2 separate regions of the Homo sapiens genome follow, and region 1 is linked to region 2. Evidence: chromatin contacts called from ENCODE Hi-C or POLR2A ChIA-PET data. All regions are on one chromosome and are shown on one strand. Each heading gives the region's core, a stretch centred on a gene start or an enhancer-like site at or near the end of the contact. The rest is flanking DNA. Distances are from core to core; before and after follow the strand shown.

Evidence for each region. A loop is a pair of places that touch in the nucleus more often than their neighbours do. ChIA-PET counts read pairs that join two places held with the same protein, here RNA polymerase II (POLR2A). Pooled maps may share reads with other maps.
Region 1: a loop to region 2 is called in a map of K562, with 5 times the contacts of the local background. The contact joins the promoter of C19orf73 here to the promoter of KCNC3 in region 2. A Hi-C loop is called at or near these places in 1 of 168 maps with a recorded cell type or tissue (K562) and 5 of 50 pooled maps. POLR2A ChIA-PET finds 5 or more read pairs at or near these places in 2 of 52 experiments (activated CD8-positive, alpha-beta memory T cell and activated T-cell).

Annotation. Positions count from the first base shown.
Region 1 is chr19:49,116,089-49,122,687 of GRCh38, reverse strand. C19orf73 (chromosome 19 open reading frame 73) reads left to right here and starts at 3,545. Exons shown (of 1, transcript NM_018111.3): 1 at 3,545-4,286. The coding sequence starts at 3,666. The coding sequence ends at 4,055. It overlaps LIN7B (lin-7 cell polarity scaffold B), which reads right to left. Exons shown (of 6, transcript NM_022165.3): 4 at 6,216-6,425; 5 at 4,670-4,833; 6 at 4,228-4,336. The coding sequence ends at 4,315. It overlaps PPFIA3 (PPFI scaffold protein A3), which reads right to left and starts at 3,144. Exons shown (of 30, transcript NM_003660.4): 1 at 2,966-3,144. RefSeq lists enhancers at 1,860-2,360, 3,723-4,234 and a silencer at 3,314-3,533.
Region 2 is chr19:50,326,848-50,333,532 of GRCh38, reverse strand. KCNC3 (potassium voltage-gated channel subfamily C member 3) reads left to right here and starts at 4,156. Exons shown (of 5, transcript NM_004977.3): 1 at 4,156-5,320. The coding sequence starts at 4,451. It overlaps LOC105372437 (a long non-coding RNA gene), which reads right to left and starts at 3,913. Exons shown (of 4, transcript XR_007067299.1): 1 at 3,738-3,913. RefSeq lists enhancers at 1,426-1,525, 1,836-1,885, 4,147-4,441 and silencers at 2,466-2,835, 2,849-3,028, 3,906-3,965, 4,046-4,595, 5,204-5,293.

The DNA of each region.
Region 1 (6,599 bases), core at 2,296-4,795, 1.2 Mb after region 2:
GAATGTGCAATTAGATAGAACTTCCTTAGAACCTAAAACAGGGAAACAGGGAAGGGCATTCTAGAATCAATGGCACGAATTAGGAAGCCTAGAGCACATACTTGGAACACACACATCTTAGAAGTTAGATTGCTCCTGGGAAGAGAATGGAATCTAGAACAACGTGGCTGAAACCTGGAACACACTTGAAATGAACATTTAGCAAAGAAGGAAGGACTTGTTGTTAGAACTTTGGAACATGTCTGAGGATATGGTGGGATCAGAATCTGGCTCAGGGGTCTTATCTAAATATATGAAAAAAACAAAGGCTGTGCACAGTGGCTCACGCCTATAATCCCAGCACTTTGGGAGGCCGAGGCAGGTGATCACCTGAGGTCGGGAACTCGAGACTAGTCTGACCAACATGGAGAAACCCCCATCTCTACTAAAAATACAAAAAATTAGCCGGGCATGGTGGTAGGCGCCTGTAATCCCAGCTACTCAGGAGGCTGAGGCAGGAGAATCGCTTGAACGCGGGAGGCAGAGGTTGTGGTGAGCCAAGATCGCAGCATTGCACTCCAGCCTGAGCAACAAGAGTGAAACTCCGTCTCAAAAAAAAAAAAAAAAAAATTGGCATCTGGCCTAGAACTCAGACCATGCCTGGAATGAAAATGGAACACAGAACAGACATCAGCTGGGAGTGTTCTGGTGTTTAGAAGGAATCTAGAACATGGAGCAATGCAAGAGCACATGTGCGACAAGAAATGTGGCCCGGCCAGGCGCGATGGCCATGCCTGTAATCCCAGCACTTTTGGGAGCCAACAGAGAAGGATCCCTTGAGCCTAGGAGTTTCAGACCAGTCTGGGCAACATGGCGAAACCCCCATCTCTACAAAAAATAAATAAATAAATAAATAAATAAAATTTTTTTTTGAGACAGAGTTTCGCTCTTGTCGTTCAGGCTGGAGTGCAGTGGCACGATCTCAGCTCAATGCAACCTCCGCCTCCGGGGTTCAAACGACTCTCCTGCCTCAGCCTCCTGAGTAGCTGGGATTACAGGCATGTGCCACCACGCCTGGCTAATTTTGTATTTTTAGTAGAGACAGGGTTTCTCCATGTTGGCCAGGCTGGTCTCAAAATCCTGACCTCAGGTGATCCGCCCGCTTCAGCCTCCCAAAGTGCTGGGATTACCGGCATGAGCCACCGCGCCTGGCCAAAAAAATTTTTTTTTAATTAGCCAGGCCTGGTGGTGAGTGCTTGTGGTCCCAGCTACTCAGGCGGCTAAGGTGGGAAGATGACCTGAGCCTAGGAGGTGGAGGCTGCAGTGAGCTGTGATTGTGCCAGTGCACTCCAGCCTGGGCAACAGAGACCTTGTCTCAAAATAAATAAATAAATAAATAGAAAGAAAGAAATTTGTATGGCAGCAGGTAGCTTCTAGATCTCCTTATGAGCCCAGGCCACAGAATACATCTGGAGGAGGTGATGTGTGTTCGGCTCATTGGCCTGGGAGAGTGTACTTGGAGAAGGGGAACTCATCTGAGCCTCAGGGGGCAATGGAGTGCTAGAAACATCTCAACAAGCTGCATCTTAGGGGAAAGAGTAGAGAGTCCTGAAGCCCGCCACCTGGGGTGACATGAGGATGAGACAGGGGTTTGGTAGGGCCACAGGAGATGTGAAGTTGATGGGGCAGAGTGATGAGGCTGTGAAGACCTGGTTCCTAAAAGTGAGACCTGAGAAACTAGATACCTGCTGGGGAGGGCAGTGGACAGAGCTGGGAGCCTGGACTCCTGAATCCTTGTGGAGGTAAATGATGGGGGATTGGAAGGTGAGAGCCTGAGGTCTTGTTTGGAGAGAGGGTTGAGGCAGACAGCCTCAGTAAAAGCTGGTGGGCAGTACGGAAGCTGGGGTCTGAACTCCTGGGTCCCTGAGGGGATAGGAGACTGGGACCAAGACATTTAGGTCCCCAAGTGGGAGTGTGAACAGAAGTCAGAGAACTGCATTGAGAATCACATTCCGGGTCCCCCAAAGGAAAGGAGTCATGGCGCCTGAGTCCCTCGGGGAGCAGATGCTGGGTGCCAGGAGGCTAAGTCTGTGTGTCTGCAGGGCACAGCGGGGTTCTAAGCAGAGCAAACGCTGGGGAACAGGATTCCTAGGTGCTGACGGGGTGAGGGCTACCACCTGGGGCCAGCAGAGGTGTAGACACGGACAGGCTTCCCGAACGGGGTGGGAGCTGCATCCCCGGGTGCCATGGTCCCCACGGCGACCAGAATAGGAAAATTCAGAAGCCCTGGATCCTCAGGGAGCAGCTGGAGTCCCAGGAACCTGGGGTGCCGAGGACGGGGCCACGAGCCTGGCCGGCAGAACCCAGAGGCTGGGGCGCCCTGGTCGGGGAGGGCCCGGGTATTCCCGGGTCAAAGGCGCGGCGGGGGGATCCCCGCGCCGCCTGCGCCCCCTCCCTGGTGGCGGCGGCAGGAGGTGGGGGGAGGCGAGGCTGCCGAGCGCGCTGACCATGGACAGCTCCAGAGCGGGCCTGTGTCCAGGGCGGCCGCCGAGCCTGCCTGGACCGTGGGACGCAGCCGGCTGTGCAAGCCCGAGGCTGGCGACGGGAGACGGAGTGCGCGAAGCGGGGACGATGCGGACGCGTCTGGGGAGTCTGGCACCGCCGCGGCGGGTGTCTGGAGCTCCCAGGACAGGGTCAGGAAGGGGGATCTAGGCTCTAGGAGGGGTCCCGGGGCCGGACCGGGAAATCCAAGCTCCTGGGCCCTGGAGGAGGCGCGAGGCGGCGGTGCGCCCGGGATTCTAGGGTTCGGTCGGGGACTCTGGGCGCCGGGAGGGGCACGCCTGAGTCCCCGGGGTTGGGGTGTGAAATCTGGGCTCGGGGGTCCCCTGGGATGAGGAAGGGAATCCGGGATCTCGGGGAGGCGGGGGAGGCTCGCCAAGGGGTCCCCAGGGTGGGCGCTGCCAGGAGGGCCGGGCCGGGCTCTTACCTGCCTGGTCCGCGGCGGCTGCGGGCGGAGCTGGGCTGCAGGAGGGACGTGGGGTGGAGTGGGGGGGCCGGGCGGGGCCCCTGGCAGCGGCCGGGGCCCGGCTCTGTCGCTTCGGAGCCCTGGAGCCCTGTCTCCGACGCTCGCGCGGGCTCCGCGTCTCTGGCTCCGGCTTGGGCGCTGGGGACCCCCCTCCCCCTCACGCTCTCACTGCCTTCTACCCCCAAAATAGCCCCCTGCCCCTGTCACCGATCAGCCTCCCCCCGCGAGGCCGCAGCCGCCAGATCCAGGGGTGCCCACCAGCGCCCCCCAAATCCCACCTTCCCCCCAAAAAAATTCCTCCTCCCTCCCCCTCCCCCCCCACGGCTCCCGGGCGGTCGTGGCCCCTTTAACAGGAGACTGACAGACGGCGAAGAGCGGCCAATGGGAGAGAGCGTCGGCGCCGGCCGGCGACTAGACCCCGCCTCCACACCGGCCGGGAGGGGTCGCGCGGGCGGAGAGCGAGAGGCGGGGCATAAGGCGCGTCGACCAATAGGCACGCGGCGTGAGGCGGCTGGGGCGGGAGGCGGAGCCCGGCAGGGGGATGATGTCACCTGGAGCGAGTAGCGCGCGGCGTGGAACGCGAGTCGCGACCCCGGCTCCCGGCAGTGGCGCGCACTAGCCCTCGCGCCGCACGGGACACGAGGGCTGGGCGGGCAGCGGGATGAGGCTAAAGGTTGGATTTCAAGGCGGGGGCTGCTTCCGGAAAGACGCGCTGTGTTTGGAAGGTGGAGTGAGCGCCCGGTGGGCGAGGGCACCTCATTCTGCACCCCTGCGCCCGCCTCGGGAACTGCACGCGGCACCCCCACCCGCGACTCCCACGCAGACAGTAGTGCGGCCTGCAGGGTTCCCCCGGCGGACGAGGCTAATGGTTCGCTCCGCCCCGCCCACACAGAGGCCGCCCACTGGCTCCGGCTGCGTTTCAGGACTCTGGAGGAAGGGACTTGGCCTTCGCCCTCAGACGCTCTTAAGGGTAGGCAGCGTTGTCCTCAGTTCTGCCCCAGCACTCAGACCCAGACTGGGTCCCTGCCTCCGCCCTCCGCCCTCGGACTAGTCTCTTGGAAGCCGGCCTGTCTCCGCCTTCAGACCTAGGGAGAGGTCTTAACCTCTGTTCTCAGACTCTGGAAAAGGCTTCTCAACGGCTTGGCCTGACCTCAGCTCCTCGCATTCCCTCCACATCTCAAGACACCAACCCAGGGATGCAGGACAGACACACAGACACTCAGTGAGGGTCAAATATCTTTAAATAAAGTGCCAGGAACAATAAATACTGTACAGGAAGAGAGTGCACGTGAACGTCCAGATCTGTGGTTTCAACCTCGAGACTCCAAGGACCTGCAAGGGGGGTGGACAAGGGACCCGGGATCAGGGAGGCTCCGGGTAGACAAGAGGGGCAGGACTGGGGTTGCAGAGGCAAGGGCCCAGGTAAGTGGGCTGAGGGATCCCAGCCACAGTAGGTTCCGTATCTTGGGATGGAAGGAAGCTAAGGGCTCCCCAGGGGATTTGGCCAAACTAGCCTGGGGTGAGAGCCTGGGCCAAGGGTCAAGGGTCAGGATCCCAGAGGAGGGGCCAGGGCTGGAAGATCCAGGAAGCACTGGCCTGGTTTGGGAGCCTGGGGTTAAAGGGAGCCCGTGGAGGCCCCAGGGGTGTGGTGACCCAGGGGCTCACGAGTAGCTCTGATGCTGTTGGCGCCGGCGGGCAGAGCGCATCTTCTCGAACCGGGCCTCCATCTCCTCCAGCACTCGCGGTGTGTAACGGACAACCAGCTTCACCGAGCCCTGGGCCGCCTTCAGCAGCTCCACCGCCTTCTCATGCTGCTCACCCTCAACGCTCTGCAGGGCCCAACACAGACAGCTGAGCCTGGGGCCCGCTGCCCTCGTCCAGCCCCCACTGGGAGATGGGACCCACTGCTAGTGAGCCTGGTGCCAGCCCTGAGATGTCAATGCCTCATGTCCTCCTCGTGGGAGTCATTAACTCCTGGTTCAGTGTCCTCCTCCAAAACCTCCCAGGATTCCCATGTCAGGGACAGCCCCGTGTTCCCTCAGTCCCTGGCCAAACGTCCAGACCCATCTTTGTGGCCTCCCTGCCCACAGCCCACTAATGTCCGCCCGCCTTGACTCCCTCTTTTTTGTCCCCACAGCCCTGGGCCAGCTCAGGCCTTGTCCTCTTTTCTCTGGACTCTTACCCCAGCCTCCTCCCTGGCCTGGCTTCTAATCTCTCCCCTCAGTTCATCTCCCATAGAGTCCCAGAGTGGTCCTTCTGCACCTGCAAGCTGAGTTTATCCCTGGCTCACCCCTCCCATAGCTCCCCAGCACCCATGGGACAAAGTCCCAGCTTCTCAGGCTGGCACTCAGGTCCTGTATGGCTGACCCCAGCCATCTCTCCAGTTATGCTTCCCTCAACTCTAACCACAGTGAGTTTTGTTTTTTTTTTTTTTTTTTGAGAGGGAGTCTCACTCTGTCACCCACGCTGGAGTGCAGTGGTGCTATCTCAGCTCACTGCAACCTCTGCCTCCCAGGTTCAAGCGATTCTCCTGCCTCACCCTCCCAAGTAGCTGGGATTACAGGTGCCTGCCACCACACCTGGCTAATTTTTGTATTTTTAGTAGAGATGGGATTTCACCATGTTGGCCAGGCTGGTCTTGAACTCCTGACCTCAAGTGATCCACGTGCCTCAGCCTCCCAAAGTGCTGGGATTACAGGTGTGAGCCACCGCACCCAGCCTAACCACAGTGATTTTAATTACCTGCATGCCCCAGACCTCCATCAGAACTAAGCCCTTTCTTTTCAGCTCAGAGGTATGCCAAGTCAGTATCCTTATCTACAGTACCCTCAGCAGGAACACCCTGTACCTTGTTTGCCTGGAGAACTCCTACTCATCCTTTAACACCCAACCCAAATGTTCCTTACTCTGCAAAACCTTCCTGTATCTATGCTGGCCTGGTGCCACATCTGGGCTGTCACAATACTTTGCACTTCCTCATTATTATGTCTCTGGATTAGGACTATTTCAGCCGGGGCCTACTGCCCTCCCCAGAGAGAGAAGGTTGAGTGTAGGGAGCTGAGGCCAACATCTCTCAGAGTCTGTAACATTGCCCAGCACAGGGCTAGCCATACAGACAACACTCAGTGTGTGTTGAGTGAATGTCAAAAGCAGGGGCTATGCTACGTTAGACAGACTGTGTCCCCCAGTCCTGCCTCAGCCCTCCACTCACCACACCGTTCACCGACAACAGTTGATCCCCACGCTTGAGGCCTCCATGGCGGTCAGCCACACCCCCTGGGATGACCCGGGAGATGTAGATGGGCGAGTTTTGCTCTTTGCCACCCATGATGTTGAAGCCTAGGCCCTCATCCGTCTTGGGTAGCTCCACTACCCTGGGATGTGCGTGGCCCTCGCTGGCTGTGAAGGCAGCCACTGTGGCCTGGGAGAGAGAAAGCGACTGAAGATGAGGGCCCCTTCCAGGTAGGCATGAAAGCTGGGGTGGGGGATGTGGACCGAGGACAGCGATTTAGCCTGGGTTACTATCCCCAAGCATGGGACACTTGTCATGGCACAATGCACGATCCCCCTGTAATGACTGTGCGTCTCTTTCTGT
Region 2 (6,685 bases), core at 2,907-5,406:
CATGCGTGGGAGGCGACAGGTCGCGACGGCAGCCACAGGTGGCAGTCGGGGGTGGCTGTAATTGGTAAGGGTTTACCAGTTCCTGTTCTAAGGGGCGGGGATACCGTTCCCTCGGACCTCGTCTCCTGTTTCTCCTCTCTGCCTTGGCATTCCAGGACCCCGGGGTCCGCCATAAAGGCGGAGCTTGAAGCCCCTGGGTTGGGGGAGCGGTGCTGCCCCTCCTCCGGCGGTGATGTCACTCCCCCCTCTGCAGCCTCTTGCTGCCCAGAGCTGCCGGGGCTGGGTCACCCCTCCCCCCATCTCGAGCCCCGGATTCCCCCATCCCCACCTCGCCTCGACTTGGGGTGAGTACGGGGGAGGGGGCGAAGGCTCAGGGTCCGGGGGCGGTAAGACAGCCCGAATCCTAGTTTTGGAGACGGGGGACTTGGGATCCAGGGACCCAAAGATTATAGCGGGGAGATTCCCCTCGACTCTGAGCTTTCGGGGCCAAGGTACTTGGAGGGTTTTAGGGGACGAAGGATCGTAGGCAGAGAGTCCTCACATTTTCACCTTTGGTGTCCAGAGACCAAGGCTCCGAATGGAACCGGGTGGGAATGGGGGCAGAGGAACAAGGAAGGGGTCGTAGAAGTCAGGGAGGGAAGACCCTTCCCCAATTCCAGGGCCTGGGGTAATGGGGGAGGGAGGGTTATCAGGGGACGCCGAAGATGACGTAGATGGGAGTTGGAGCTTTCAGGAATTTTGTGTCTTGAGGGCCTGGGAACGGATGGATTGGGAGGAGCAGGGGTGGGGAAAGGAACTGAAAACGAGACAGACGTTGGCCTCTCCCCTCCTGGTGTCCCTAGTCAAGAGTCGAGTCTACTTCCTCCTGGTCTGTGAACATAGCTGAGTGTCCAGTATTTGGAGCCCTCATGAAGCTTCCAGAAGCCCCCTCCTCTCTAATGGGTGGGTGGAGACTCCAGGCTCACAAATCCTCCCATAGACCCTGGTGGGGTCTGTGGAGGGCCATGAGGGAGTGCTGGCATCCAAGTTTCCCAGGGCCTGATGGAATGTGGACGGACCAGCCTGCTACTCCCGGCCCGCTGCCTCTTCCCCTCCCATGGCCTCTAATCCTGAGTCGCATCGCACATTCCTCCTTATTCCAGCCCCTTTTCCCCACAGCCCCCACCTTCTCCCACACTTCTGACCTCTGCAAAAAAACGCTGATTTAGCCACTTGATACCGTGCCTGGCTGCTGTGAAAAGCAGAAGGGAAAAGCAGGGTTGAGGGGGGAGTGTGGAGGAGGATGGCGACCGAGGTCCTTACCTAGCCCATAGTGCCTACCCAGCCCTTGCTCCTGCCTCCACCACCCCACCCCCAATTGCCCAGGAGCCTCATCCAGCCCCAGCCCAGTCCCTCACCTCAGGATTCTCTGCTTCTGCCTGGGGGTGCACCAGAATTCGGGGAAGGGGTAGGAAGTACCTATGTCTTTTCTGTGCCCTCTTGGATTCCATCAGAAGCTGAAGGACATGATGGATTGGGTGCAATGGAGAGCCCTGGGTCTGGGGAGTGAGGGCAACGACCTTCCTGGGCTGCAGGACAGGCCCCACTTCTGCAACTCTCTCTGCAGTGACGCAGTCCCAGCTAGGACGGGGGTTAGAGAGGGTGATGGGGGGTCTGAGAAAAAGGAACGGAGACCCAGAGAGAGGGGGACAGGGTCCCCAGGAAGTGGAGACAGAGACCTAGAAAGAGAGAGACCCAGAAGAAGGTGAAACATAGGAGGAATAGAGACTCAGGGAGGGGACATAGAGAAAGTGAAGAGGCAGAAACTTAGAGGGAGAGAGAGAAGAACAGAGAGCCAGCAAGAGAAAGAGCAGAGACAGAGGAGGGAAAGAGACGGAAGAGGGGGAAATACACCAGAGATGGGGAGAAGGGGAAGAAGGAGGGGGAAATACACCAGAGATGGGGAGAAGGGGAAGAAGGAGGGGGAAATACACCAGAGATGGGGAGAAGGGGAAGAAGGAGGGGGAAATACACCAGAGATGGGGAGAAGGGGAAGAAGAAGGGGGAGGGGAAAGAGGTTGTCAGAGAGCAAGGAGGAGACAGACTCAGATGAAAGGGCAGAGACCCAGAGAGGAGGCAGGACAAAGCGGGTTGCGGGGAGGGAGTAGAGGACAGGGACACAAGACCCAGGGAGTGCGGTACAGAGCCCCAGACAGAGAGGCACACCCCTGATAAAATGGTACAGAAACCAAGAGAAAGAGACTCGGGGGAGCTGGGGTGGGGGGGCGGGGACTGAGACACCAGGGAGGAGAGACTGAGGCCTAGAGAGAAGAGGAGCAAAGACTCAGAAGGAGGGGGACAGAATCAGAGACCCAGGAGGGCAGATTTACAAACGAGGGGTCGGAGACTCAGAGGGGTGGGAACAGAGACGGCGGCACAAATACTCAAGAAGGGAGAAAAAGAGACGCCAAGAAACCCAGAAACGGGAGCGGGGGTGGGATGGGGTTGGGAGGCGATACGAATCAGCCGCCGCACCTGCAGCAGGAAGCGGCGGGCCAGAAACTGTGCTGCCCGAGGGCGCCCGCAGCCCCCTGACCCGCCCCCTTCGCTCCCGCAGGCGCCGCCTCCTCCCTCCGCAGCCCCAGCCGCAGCCGCTGGCCCCGCCCCAGCCCCCTGAGCCTGCGCTCTGCCTCTCGGAGCCTACGACCGCCCAGGGGGCGGGGACGGCCCGCTCCGAGGCGGTCCCCTTTTTCTGGCCCCGCCCCTCACTCCATTCTTCCCCAGAACCCGACCTCTGAGACTCCTAGCCCACCCCATTTTTTATCGGTCCTGCCTATATTGCCTCAGTCTTGACGGTGCTTCCTGGCGCTTTGGCCTCTCCCCTCTCCCGTCCTCTCTGCCTCCTTGCGTGCCCCCTCCTCACCAGTCCTCATCTACCCTCGGTCCTCCAATCTGCAGTCCGCCGCGGTGTAGCGTTCGTTAGAAGTTCTCGCCTCGCCCTTTGAGACCCTGTGACCTTTAGGCAGTGCCCTCTCCCAGGTCTTCTGATCCCGAAGACTCCCCGTTCCAGGTCCCTCCCCTCCATCCAGCCCAGTAGCTTTGTACTCTTTGTAGTCTCATTGTTCCCCTGGGATCCACCTCTCCCGTTCCTCTACCCTCCCTTAGCCCTGCCCTGCCCTCGCCTACCCTGGTTGCTTTCAAGACCCTCAAGCCCCGCTCCTTCCTTAGTCTCTCTTTCCTACCGCCCATTCAAGACGTTTTCTTTTTCTTTTATTTATTTATTTTTTGACACAGAGTCTCGCTCTGTCGCCCAGGCTGGAGTGGAGTGGTGCGATCTCGACTCATTGCAACCTCTACTTCCCAGGTTCAAGCGATTCTCCTGCCTCAACCTCCCGACTAGCTGGGACTACAGGCACCCACAACCACGCCCGACTAATTTTTGTATTTTTAGTAGAGGCGGGGCTTCACCATTTTGGCCGGGCTGGTCTCGAACTCCTGACCTCAAATGATCCACCCACCTCAGCCTCGCAAAGTGCTGGCGTTACAGGCGTGAGCCACTGCGCCCTGCCTCAAGACGTTTTCTATTTGTCGACCCCACTCACCTTCCTCAGTACCACTCATCCATCCGGACACTCATTCTCCGGGCCCAGCCCCGACTAACCAGGCCCGCCTTGGAGCCTCAGCCCCGCTCCCTCCCTTAGGCCTATCCAGACCCTCTCGGGTTTCCAGGACTCTCTCAAGTTTCAACACCTTCTCACCGAGTCTAAGTCTTTGTTCTTCCCGTGTCCTCTTTCAGTCCAGCCTGTCCCCCTTGCGCGGGAAAGTCCTCCATCTCTAGTTCCCGCCCCATGCAGTCTCATCTGGACCGTTTCTACTTTCTGCGGCCCTGTCTCTTCCAAGCAATGCTCCTCCCCACCAGGTCCTGCCTAGCGGTGTTTTAGGTGAGGGCGTGCGATCTGTTTTGTTTCTCTCCGCCCCTTTCTCAGCCCAATCAGGACGGCCTCTCTCATGGTGGCCCCGCCCCTCCAGGCCAGTCGGGCGTCTTTAAATAGCTTGGATGTGTCCCCTCCTCCCTCTACCCCGCCCGCACTTTTTTCAGTTCAGTAAGGTCTCTCTCTATCGTATCTAGCCCCGCCTTCCCCTGGCTACCAGTGCTGCCGAACACAATTAGTAGTAACCGGTCCCGCCTCCCTTGACGCCCCGCCCCGCCCCTCCTCCCTGCTCTCTTAGAAAGAGCCAATCGCTCCGTCTCATTGGCGGCCCCGACTCGTCCAGCTGGGTCGCGTTAGAGTGCCCGCCCCACTCCTCCCAGCCACAGCCCCGCCCCACCTCCCCCAGGCCAATCAGTTTGGTTCCTCTCCCCTAAGCCACGCCCCCGCTACCTCGCTCCTCCTCCCACCCAATCCCGTCGGTCTCTCCCCCCGTGTCCCCGCCCCTGCGTCCCCGCCCCTCCCGCCCCGCCCCCCGTCCAATGCTGAGCTCAGTCTGCGTCTCGTCCTTCCGCGGGCGCCAGGGGGCCAGCAAGCAGCAGCCGGCGCCACCGCCGCAGCCGCCCGAGTCCCCGCCGCCGCCACCGCTGCCGCCGCAGCAGCAGCAGCCTGCGCAGCCCGGCCCCGCCGCGTCCCCGGCGGGCCCCCCGGCACCCCGCGGGCCCGGGGACCGGCGCGCCGAGCCATGCCCCGGGCTGCCGGCGGCGGCCATGGGGCGGCACGGCGGCGGCGGTGGCGACAGCGGCAAGATCGTGATCAACGTGGGCGGCGTGCGCCATGAGACGTACCGCTCGACGCTGCGCACCCTGCCGGGGACGCGGCTGGCCGGCCTGACGGAGCCCGAGGCGGCGGCACGCTTCGACTACGACCCGGGCGCCGACGAGTTCTTCTTTGACCGGCACCCGGGAGTCTTCGCGTACGTGCTCAACTACTACCGCACCGGCAAGCTGCACTGCCCAGCCGACGTGTGCGGGCCCCTGTTTGAGGAGGAGCTCGGCTTCTGGGGCATCGACGAGACCGACGTGGAGGCCTGCTGCTGGATGACCTACCGGCAGCATCGCGACGCTGAGGAGGCGCTCGACTCCTTCGAGGCGCCCGACCCCGCGGGCGCCGCCAACGCCGCCAACGCCGCAGGCGCCCACGACGGAGGCCTGGACGACGAGGCGGGCGCGGGCGGCGGCGGCCTGGACGGAGCGGGCGGCGAGCTCAAGCGCCTCTGCTTCCAGGACGCGGGCGGCGGCGCCGGGGGGCCGCCAGGGGGCGCGGGCGGCGCGGGCGGCACATGGTGGCGCCGCTGGCAGCCCCGCGTGTGGGCGCTCTTCGAGGACCCCTACTCGTCGCGGGCTGCCAGGGTGAGCGCGCTCTCGGGGCCCCCATCCACCCCACCCCCGCCTCTCCAGGCGCCCCCAGTCTCCCAGGAGCGCCCCAGCTCCAACCCTCCGGGTCCCTCTAGGCTTCTCAGTCTCCTAGAAGCCTCTTCCCCAATCCTGAGTCTCCTGGGCTCCTCCGAACACACCCCCCTCTCGCAGCCATCCCCCAGATCCTCCAAAGACGGATCTCCAACCTTCGGGCTCTTCCAGACCCCTCCAAAGTTCCCCCTCCCCCGCCAAGGCCACCCTAGACGCTTAGACACTTCCTCCAGACCGTGAATCTCCCGTGCTTCTCTGAACAACCCGGTCCCCACCTTTCCTGGGCTCCTCTGAGACCCTCCCCAACCCTCATGTCTCCTGGGCCCCATCAAATCTCTTCTCACTACTCTTGGTCACCGTCCAGCCCTTGGTTTCTTGGACCTTCCCCAGCCCCTCAGAAGACATCCCTTCTCAGCCCTCAAATTCTCCTAGGCCCTGTGAGCCCTGACCCCCACTTTCCCTGCCTTCTCCAGACTCTCTGGGGCCCCCTATTCAACTCTCAGTCTCTCCCAGCACCTCCCCGATTCACCCCGTGGCCCGTCTCCCAGAAGACCTCTCTCTCCAAGTTTGAATCTTCTGATTATTTTTTCCACTCCCTTCCTGCAGTATCTTCTGCTCTCAGAGTCTCAGAAAACTCCCCCACCCCAACCTCACAGCCTTCTGGACCCCTCTAAACCTCCACTTGTTCTTGCCTGGACATTTTCACCTCCCCCTCACTGCAATACTGAGTCTTGGGGCATCTTCTCCGTTGGAACCTCCAGGCCCCCTCTGTGTTCACTCTGTGTTTAACACTCTTCAACCTCCACGCCAACTCCCATCTCAAGGACTTTCCCCATAAAGCTCCAGACTTCCCCCAAGCCTTTCACACTCCTCCTCAGTGCCTCCAGAAGCATCCCATGCCCCCATCATATGCCTTTCCTCTCCAGAACCCTCACATGTCCTCCAGAATTGTTCTTCCTCCTCCATAGATCCTCGCAGCTTCTCCTCTCCATCATTTTAACTGCACAGTGCACTCTCTATCCCTGGGACTCCCCCCATCCAAAGCCCCCACAGCCCGTTTCCTAGTCTAAGTGACTTTCCCTCCTGCTCTAGAACTTTTTCTAACCTCAAACCCTGGGAGGCCCCTCAAGTCATCAGCCCTAAAACTTTCATCTCAAAATAACTTACAATTCTTTCTACCTTGCCCTGGGATTCCTTCCACCTGCCCTCTTCCTTTCTCGAACCTCCCCCCCCGCCGTGCAAAACCCAGAACCTAGCCCCTCAGTCTGTCCCCCTCCATCAAAGTGAACCAAAGAGCCTTCTCTCTCT